Regions from separate parts of the Homo sapiens genome. Here region 1 is linked to region 2. A link is a loop called in an ENCODE intact Hi-C map of the cell type or tissue named here. Cell type or tissue: psoas muscle. All regions are shown on one strand. Region 1 overlaps LINC02469 (long intergenic non-protein coding RNA 2469). Region 2 overlaps LINC01088 (long intergenic non-protein coding RNA 1088).

Region 1 (5,000 bases), 450 kb before region 2:
TGAGAATTTTAAAGACTTAGGAATCAAGATAAGTGCATGGTTGAGCTAGATGTCACTAAAGTCACATCAAACAAACTGTAAGAGTTTAAGCCTTTAGTTTAGTAATAAGGCCCCAGGGACAAGAATGGCAGTAGCAGAAATGAAGTGAAACTAGACAACTCATTTGATAGCAAAGATGAAGAAGATGAGAGGATACTTATAAAATTTTGAGTCTGGAAGTGTGTGGAAAGGTCATTGACTAATGGGGGAAGATGGCAAATTTGACTTCTTGTTTGTTGTCGTTGTTGTTTTTAGAGACAGGGTCTCTCTCTGTTACCCTGCCTGGAGTACAGTGGCACAACTGTAGCTCACTGGCCTCAACCTCTTGGGATCAAGCAATCTCCTGCCTCAACCTCCTAAGTAGCTAGGACAACAAATCAGCACTGTTGATCTGTGCCACTACACCCAGATCATTTTATTTTAAAGTTTTTTTTTTAGAGATGAGGTCTTGCTATGCTGCCCAGGCTGGTCTCAAACTCCTACCCTCAAGCAGTCCTCCTGCCTTGACCTCCCAAAGTGCTGGGGCTACACACATGAGCCATTTCTGACCAAATTTGATTTTTATTTATGTAATTTTTTTCCTTCAAAACTTGAAGAAATTCAAAGCATAAATTATTACTATGTGTCTGCATTAACTACGTTGCTTCCTACAAATGGCCAGCAATGTCTTCCATTTCTCTTTCTGTAGCTGGGCTGAGATCATAGGAAGTACTTAACTCTAGTTGACAAAGTCCAATCATTGAGTCAGCAAAGTAACAGGCACATTTTACTGCTTAATGATCTAATCACGCTTTGAGTATTGAGCTGAGTTATCCCATCCAAAAGAGAAAAGACTTGAGACTTTATTACAGGAACAACCACCTAATGAACATGACGATTTCTTTCAAGAATTTAAGGGTGTACTTGCATAAAAAGGAGTCAGTTTCCTATGAATGACCTCAAAGTGCAAACTCAGAAACAGTAAATACAAATTGTATTTTGGTAGGCTTAAAATAAATATAATGAAGAATCTTCTAAAAAATAGAGGTCTTTAAAAATAGAAATGTATCTGTGGAAAGTGTTAGGTTTTCTTTCATCAGAGGTATACAGTCACATGCTGGAAGAGGACTTGCAGTGAGCTAGACAGGGGGCACAAGCACTGATTAAATGACCTGTAAAATTGTATCCAGTCCTGATAATATGATTCTGTTAGCTAGAGTAACCTGCAAATAACTCCAGAGACTTTGAATTGATCAACAGAAGTAGCAAACTCTGAAACACGACTTTCACTTCAAGTGGAGCTAAGAACTCGAGAGTAATCTTCCATCTCCCACTCAGCTCTCCACTGGTTGCCAAACTGCAGGGGAGTAAAAGACTGTGTTATCTTGATAGACGAGCTGGAGAATCCCACACAGCTGTGTTGTGGAAATGTTCTCAATTTCCCTCATGATAACATTGAGTCATAAAAGGAAGAAATGAACATTTATTTGCCAACTCCACCTGTCTGTTGGGCCCACCATATCTATATTAGCATCAAGGGAACTTGCCTATAGTGCTGAAATTTTTATCAGTAGGAGAGAAGCAACTGTTCTTTCCCTTAAGTTGTGGTTAAAGCCAGTTACTTTTTTCATCAGAAACTAAATGATAAGAACTAAGACTTGGGTGACTCATTTGTCAACGTTAACATTTAGTAAAATGTTTGGAACCAAAAATCTCAAAACTTTTGAGCTTCACATATTAAAAATTCAACACTAGGGTGAGAATTACTTTTGTTCTGAATCCAGCCTGAATATATAAAACAATCTTTTAATTAGAAAAAAGGAAGAAAAAAAGACAATTTACTTGTGTTTTCTGGATAGGAGTAAGGTCAAATAAAGGAGGTAAATGAAAATTTAAGAGGGACAACAGTTTTTTTTTAAATCCAAAGATCTGGGATTTAACCTTTTCTTCTCTTTTTTTCTTTTCCTTTCCTTATTTTTTTTTATAAATTCATTATTTCTGAAATCACTGCATAAAATGTCCCTTATATTATCAAAGAGGATTAATTTTAGAGTTGAATTGGAAGTGAGTTTTCAATCTATCCAGATTAACTGAGGCACTAATTGAAGTGGCTTTTTTCTTTTTATTTATATTTGCAATCACCTCCTCTACTTCCTTTACACTTTAAGTCCAGATATTTGTTAGGCAGATTCCTTTTAAAAATTGAGCCTACAATACCACTTTGGATCCACACTCTTAAGCTGAAATGTAAGTATCACCTGGTGGGACAATGTGTGTGTTTTTCTGTTTTTCAGAATAATGCAAACACCAAACAAAAATAATAAATAACAAAAACAAAACAGGTTCTCTGGACCACAACAGCAAATCAGACTTGGCATCTGTACCCACCAGATTCACCATTTGATTGATAACTGTGATTTGCTGACTCTCTCAATTACTCTGGTTTCATTACAGTGTGAGAAATGTGCCAAGCACTCATTTGGTTTTTATTATCTTTCTAGTCTTCTGCTTTCATGAAATACCCAAAACTGGCATTTCAGGAAAAGGATAGGTAAATTAACTACAGCTGAAAAGAAAAGAGAAATCAGTTTTATTCAGTACGTCCCCCACAATCAGTATTATACAGTAGTCCTCCCTTATCCACGGGGCCTACGCTCCAAGACCCACAGTGGATGCCTGAAACCAGCGATAGTACTGAACCCAAGCACTGCAATACCACCACAGCCTGATAATCCAGAGGATAAGTGACTAATGGGTGGGTACATTTACAGCGTGGATATGCTGGATGAAAGGATGATCCACATCCTGTATAGGATGGAGTGGGTTGGCATTGGAGATTTCATCACATTCCTCAGAAAACATACATTTAGAAACTTATGAATTGTTTATTTCTGGAATTTTCCACTTAATATTTTCAGACTGCAGTTGACCATGGGTAACTAAATTAGCAGGAAGTGAAATCACAGATAAGTGGGGGCCACTGTATTACATTATCACTAAAAACCATATACAAATGCACAATTACCATTCAGAACACTACAAACTAGAATACAACCTGTTCTGAGTTCTCCTAATGTACAGATCCTATATATCTTTGGCTTTTCTTTTCTTCTACTAATAAAATCCTCTTTCTGGTCTCAGGTGAACAGAGCCATTTCCAGTCAATTGTCACAACCTCCTTCCTTTGCACCTACGTGGTCACTGATCCATGCATAATATAGTTTTGGAATTAGCTTGAATCAAAAGGATGACACTGAACCTTATGACTCACGCAGCTTTTGAGTGTGTTAGAAGCCCAGGCTCTCTTAATTATGTAACATTTGGAATCAGAACAAAAATGACAAACCAGATCCTTTCTTTCAGGACATAAACATTAGAGAATATGGACTGTTTCTTGGAGCATCTTTAAGATCATGGATGACCCAACCTTGACCTAGCAGCTGTGGAAATGCCCAAGCCTTTTACAGATTCAAATAAGACTGTCTAACTCTGGTCACTAAATGCTAGGAATAATTTTAAGGTAGAGGTGAACTCTAGATGTTTGCTACTGTGTTCATATTTTGTTTGAAAACTCTATTCAGAACTCCAGTTCCTGCGCTTTCTCTCATTTCTATATTTTGCTGTCACCATTAGGATGGTGGTAGATCTGTTTCCAAATGTAATTCAGAAAATGTCAGAAAATGAACAGTCTAAATGTTGCCACCTATAGATAACAAACTGCATTTTATTTTATGACAATGCAAATTTAAAAAAAAAAGAGCAGGGAAAGGAAAAATGAGTGATCCCATTTGAATTCTGTTTCCAATCTGGCTATTAGCAATTTTGTATATATTCTCCTTCGTCATTAACACTTATGAGTAGTGTCTCCAATCACCCTGCTTTTTTGACTAATGCCCCAGTGGGGCTCTTTACCATTAACCATATTGGAAAGGGATTTGAATGGAGATCTTCTTCTCTATGATAGCAACATTCCAACTGGTAATTTTGAGGCTTGGCCCCTTTACACTTAGCCCATATTTTCTGCTTTGAGCAAATCTGCCTCTTTCTCATCTTACCCATTTTTGCTTATTTACTTCCCTATATTATTTGTGAGCAATTGATTTCCTGGACGATGTAGCAAGGTCTTTCAGTGTTGGGGTGCTTTCAAATGCATACTTGTGGTTTTCGCAAGTTCAAACACAGACTTTGGCATAATAAGCATGTATTAATTTTTGATATGTAAATCAATAGAATTGAAAAATTATATATATATATATCATAATGTTATTGGTCTAGGTTAATATAGAACCTATCCTAAATTTTGCTCAGTTAATATTTATCTTATTTTTCATACTAAGATTTTATCATTTTCTTAAGATCACAAATTTTTTTTTAATTAATAATGAACAGAAATTTATTTCTCACAGTTCTGGAGCATGGGAAGTCCAAGATCAAGGGGACAGCATCTGGCAAGGGCCTTCTTGCTACATCATCCCATGGCAGAAAATGGAAAGGCAAGAGAGAGACTCTATTCCTGAAAGTCTTTTAAAAAAATGATTTTTTTAAAGAGATGGGGGTCTCACTATGTTGTTCAGGCTGGACTGCAATGTCTATTCACAGGCACAGTTATGGCACACTACAGCTTCAAACTGCTGTGCTCAAGTGATCCTCCTGCCTTAGTCTCCCAAGTAGCTCCCTGAAAGCTGGCTCCTCAAAAGCCTCTTTTTTTTTTTAATTATACTTTAAGTTCTAGGGTACATGTGCACAATGTGCAGGTTTGTTATGTATGTATACATGTGCCATGTTGGTGTGCTGCACTCATTAACTCATCATTTACATGAGGTGTATCTTCTAATGATATCCCTCCCCACTCCCACCACCCCACGACAGGCCCTGGTGTGTGATGGTGTTTGGGAGTGTTCTCATTGTTCAGTTCCCACCTATGAATGGGTGAGAACATGTGGTATTTGGTTTTCTGTCCTTGCGATAATTTGCTCAGAATG
Region 2 (5,000 bases):
TATAAAATCTTTTTATTTATTTATTTATTATTATACTTTAAGTTTTAGGGTACATGTGCACAATGTGCAGGTTAGTTACATATGTATACATGTGCCATGCTGGTGTGCTGCACCCACTAACTCGTCATCTAGCATTAGGTATATCTCCCAATGCTATCCCTCCCCTCTCCCCCCACCCCACAACAGTCCCCAGAGTGTGATATTCCCCTTCCTGTGTCCATGTGTTCTCATTGTTCAATTCCCACCTATGAGTGAGAATATGCGGTGTTTGGTTTTTTGTTCTTGCGATAGTTTACTGTGGAACCAACCCAAATGTCCAACAATGATAGACTGGATTAAGAAAATGTGGCACATATACACCATGGAATACTATGCAGCCATAAAAAATGATGAGTTCATGTCCTTTGTAGGGACATAGATGAAATTGGAAATCATCATTCTCAGTAAACTGTCGAAAGAATAAAATCTTTTTAAAAATCCATAAAGATACAATAGAAAATATAGACTAGGTACCAATAAATGTGGCAGCATCTTGATTTGTTTCACAGTTAGACTTTCCATTGGCAGAATAGTATAATGGTTAAGAGCAAGTGGGAGGACCTGAGTTCAAATTTCAGCTCTCCTATTTAGAAGCCCCATGACCTCAAGGCAGTCATATAATATCTCTATGCCCCACTTCTATCTTGTGACAAGGCATAATAGTAGCCTCTCTAAAGAGGTGAAGTGATGCTTAAACAATATGGCACACACAAAGAACTCAATATCATACCAGGCACATAGCAAAAATTTACTAAATGTTAGATATTATTATTATTAAATACAGACCAATGGATCACTGAAACCCTCAAAGCTGGATCCAGTGGTGAGTAAAAGCAGAGTGAAAGTGAGTGTAGGTCTAATACTCAAAAACATTTTTATGAATTCATTGACTAATCTTAACTCGTGTGTATCTAAGATGATGTTGAGCAGGTTACTTAACCTCTTTGAAACTAATTTTCTCATCTATATAATACATACATTAAAATCTACTTTACAAAATAGATACATAGATCAAACAGACAGTCCAGAAATAGTCCCACTTATATAAACTTCATTTATTTTTGACAAAAGAGCAGAGGTATTTTAATTGACAAGGAGAGTCTTCTGAAGAAATAGTACTGGAAAAACTGAATATTCACATGTAAAAGATGAATATCAACTCATATCTCCTGCTATATAAAAAAACCCAAAATGCATCATATATTAAAATGTAAAATATAAAAGTATAGAATTTCTAGAAAGAGACAATAGGAGAAAATCAGTGTAATCATGGATTAGGCAAAGATTTCTTACATATAACACCAAAAGTGCAATTTATATAAGAAAATGTTGCTATATTGGACTTTGTAAAAAAAACTTCTGCACTACGAAAGACACTATTAATAAAGTGAAAAGAAAAGCCATAGACTGGGAGAAAATATTTGTGAATCATATATTTGACAAAAGACTGGTAAGCATATAAAGTAACTAGAATGTTCCTACTTGCTGTGAGACTGAAAAATAGAATGGTTACTTTGGAAAACAGTTTGGTCGTTTTTCACATGTTTGAACAAACATACATACCATATAATTCAGTAATTCTACTAGTAAGTATTTACCTAAGAGAAATAAAAACTGATGTTTATACAAAAAATGGTACATGAATGTTTATAGAAACTGTATTCATAACTGTCCAAAACTAAATACAAACCAAATATTCTCCAAATAGTGGATAAAACACCTGTGATACCTCCATACAATGGGTACTCCTCAGCAATGCAAAGGAATAGACTACTAAGGCACACAGAAACATGGGCAAATCTTAATGCATTACCCTGAATGAAACAATCCAGACACAAAAAGCTACATACAATATAATTCAATTTATGTTCCATTTTTGGAAAAGGCAAAATGTTAGGGACATAAAGTGGGTGAGGGAAGGTATGACTATAAAGAACATAAAGAAATTGTTATTAAAACTGTTCTATATTTTGATTGTGGTGATGGTTACATGACTGTGTGAGCTTGTCAAAACAAATAGAACTGTGCACCAATGAGAATGAATTTTAATGTACATAAATGATATCATAATAAAATAATTTCCAAATTCTTAAAAACAAAAATTCTTTAGTGGTCAGAGTTGTATGGTAGCTGTAATAACAGTACTAGTATTAGTGTTGGAAAATCCTGTCAAAAATTAACAATATTTCCCCAAAGTTTTCTTTTATGTAATTAATACAATACTCAGGCCAGAAAACAAACAAACAAAATGACCTTATGAGAATGTTCAAAAATTAAATGAGAGGGCAGCCAGCCAGCACCCCAGTGGACTCTATCAACAGGCATTGAGCAATAGGCACACAGTAAACGGCAGCTGTTGTTACTGGTTTGCAAGGCCTTTTATTAATTTTACCATAAACCACAAGATGGAAAAGACAACTAATACAGACACAGTTAAGTTCCAGAAGACTTCTGGACTTCAAATGATGGACTAAAACCAGCATAAATTTACATAAAAAGAAACGAAATACCTACATATTTTCATAACTCAATGAGCCAAATGCATGATAGAAGTGACTTGTTTTTATGGCAATTAATATGAGGAAGAGCAGGGAGTTTTTTGCTGAGAACAAGATCAGTGTGAGTCAGTGGGATGGCCTTGTTACTTAAAGAAAACATAGGCTGCATTATTTAAAACATTCTCAATTTAAGGGAAAAATTTTTCACAACTCTCCACACTCAGCAGGCCTCACCTAAAAAACAGTGTCCATCTCTATACCAGATTTTACTAGGGACACTGAAGAGTTGGACGGGGCATTTGGATAAATGTAACCAAAGTGAAACCATCATCTCCTTCTTCATGCAACATCCTCTTCTCCTTGGTTTCTGGGACACCACTGTCTTCATAACCCTCATATTCCTGAATGACTCCTCTTAGTCTCCTTTGGCTGCTGGTAGGCTTACAAAATCCATCCTTCACTTCTTCAATAGAAGTCAAGATTTAGCTGGGCAGTGATGATGAGCATTTTTTCATGTGTCTGTTGGCTGCATAAATGTCTTCTTTTGAGAAGTGTCTGTTCATGTCCTTTGCCCACTTGTTGATGGGGTTGTTCGTTTTGTGCTTGTAAATTTGTTTGAGTTCTTTGTAGATTCTGGATATTAGCCTTTTGTCAGATGAGTAGATTGCAAAAATTTTCTCCTATTCTGTAGGTTTCCTGTTCACTCTGATGGTAAAATGAAAAAATGCTTGTCATCACTGGCCATCAGAGAAATGCAAATCAAAACCACAATGAGATACCATCTCACACCAGTCAGAATGGCGATCATTAAAAAGTCAGGAAACAACAGGTGCTGGAGAGGATGTGGAGAAATAGGAACACTTTTACACTGTTGGTGGGACTGTAAACTAGTTCAACCATTGTGAAAGACAGTGTGGCGATTCCTCAGGGATCTAGAACTAGAAATACCATTTGACCCAGCCATCCCATTACTGGGTATATACCCAAAAGAATATAAATCATGCTGCTATAAAGACTCATGCATACGTATGTTTACTGCGGCAATACTCACAATAGCAAAGACTTGGAACCAACCCAAATGTCCAACAATGATAGACTGGATTAAGAAAATGTGGCACATATACACCATGGAATACTATGCAGCCATAAAAAAGGATGAATTCATGTCCTTTGTAGGGACATGGATGAAGCTGGAAACCAACATTCTCAGCAAACTATTGCAAGGACAAAAAAACAAACACCACATGTTCTCACTCATAGGTGGGAATTGAACAATGAGAACACCTGGACACAGGAAGGGGAACATCACCCACTGGTGCCTGTTGTGGGGTGGGGGGAGGGGGGAGGGATAGCATTAGGAGATATACCTAATGTAAATGACAAGTTAATGGGTGCAGCACACCAACATGGCACGTGTATGCATATGTAACAAACCTGCACGTTGTGCACATGTACCCTAGAACTTAAAGTATAATAAAAAATATATATATTAAAAAGAAAAAGATTTAGCTGGGCATATGGTCACTAAAGCCTCCCTACAGCTAGCTCTGGACGCATGATGATCAGAAGAGATGTGTGCAACTTTCATGCTATTTTCTTAAAAGGAAAGTCCTTGACCTCAACTCTCTCTCTTTCTGCTTCTGTAGATGAAAAGCCAATGAAGATCTGAGACAGCACAACCTAAGGAATGGGGGAACAACAGGATGGAGAACCTGGGTCCATGAATGATCTCATGGAGCAGAGCTGCTTACCCATCTTGAAATATGTGGCATTCACTTAGTGTTCAAGAATTTAGTGGCAAAACACACACTCACACTCACACACACACACTCTTACACATGCAGATTTTGAAATTTGGAAAGCTGATAACTCTGGTGATGCTATGGTAAAATATTCCATAAAACTGACATGAGCTAACTTGGGAAGGATATAACTTTTCCACAGAATCTATAGTATGGGGGCAAACCATTGAAAAGGGCAGAATGTGTGTGTTGACAGTTGCTTGATATTTTTATAAGATGCTATAAGACAGAGATGGATTGACAATTGACCAGTTTGCCGGCAGCTTTTTAACGGGAGATCCCCCTATGCCTGCAGCCTATAATCTGTATTAACTAGAAGCAATTAACTTATTCCCCTGCAGATTTGGAAAAGCCAACTACTTCTACTCACCAAAGAGCAGAAAGTAAGACTCCAGACTTAAAGGAAAAGAAGACTTCCCTTTTAACTCACTAAGTCCTCTAGGCCAGAAAATGTGACCTGGCTCAGTGGCAGACATAAGATTAAATGTGTTGCTTCTTCTCTTAAACCCATAATTTTAAGTGGTGTCAAATTACCACTGCTGTAATTTTACCCACAAACTTGATACCAACTCTGATTACGCCATGCTCTCTCCACTGCCTGATCCTTGTTCAAGTTACCATCATCTCTTGCCAAGAATATTAAAAGAGCTTTAAAACTGAA

Evidence for each region. A loop is a pair of places that touch in the nucleus more often than their neighbours do. Peaks named below come from ENCODE experiments on the same cell type or tissue, not always from the same donor. Only the 100,000 strongest peaks of a DNase experiment are listed, where the experiment ranks them.
Region 1: a loop joins it to region 2, with 6 times the contacts of the local background. A loop is called at or near these places in 1 of 110 quality-filtered maps.

The regions. Positions count from the first base shown.
Region 1 is chr4:79,675,170-79,680,169 of GRCh38, reverse strand. The region is part of intron 2 of LINC02469 (long intergenic non-protein coding RNA 2469); the gene reads right to left. Among named protein-coding and RNA genes, the nearest start is that of LINC02469, 14 kb to the right of the region's middle. In psoas muscle, no CTCF peak of the experiment used is centred here; no DNase peak of the experiment used is centred here.
Region 2 is chr4:79,225,454-79,230,453 of GRCh38, reverse strand. All of the region lies in intron 4 of LINC01088 (long intergenic non-protein coding RNA 1088), which reads right to left. It also overlaps a transcript of NAA11 not described here. Among named protein-coding and RNA genes, the nearest start is that of NAA11, 98 kb to the left of the region's middle. In psoas muscle, no CTCF peak of the experiment used is centred here; a DNase peak (open chromatin) is centred at 2,323.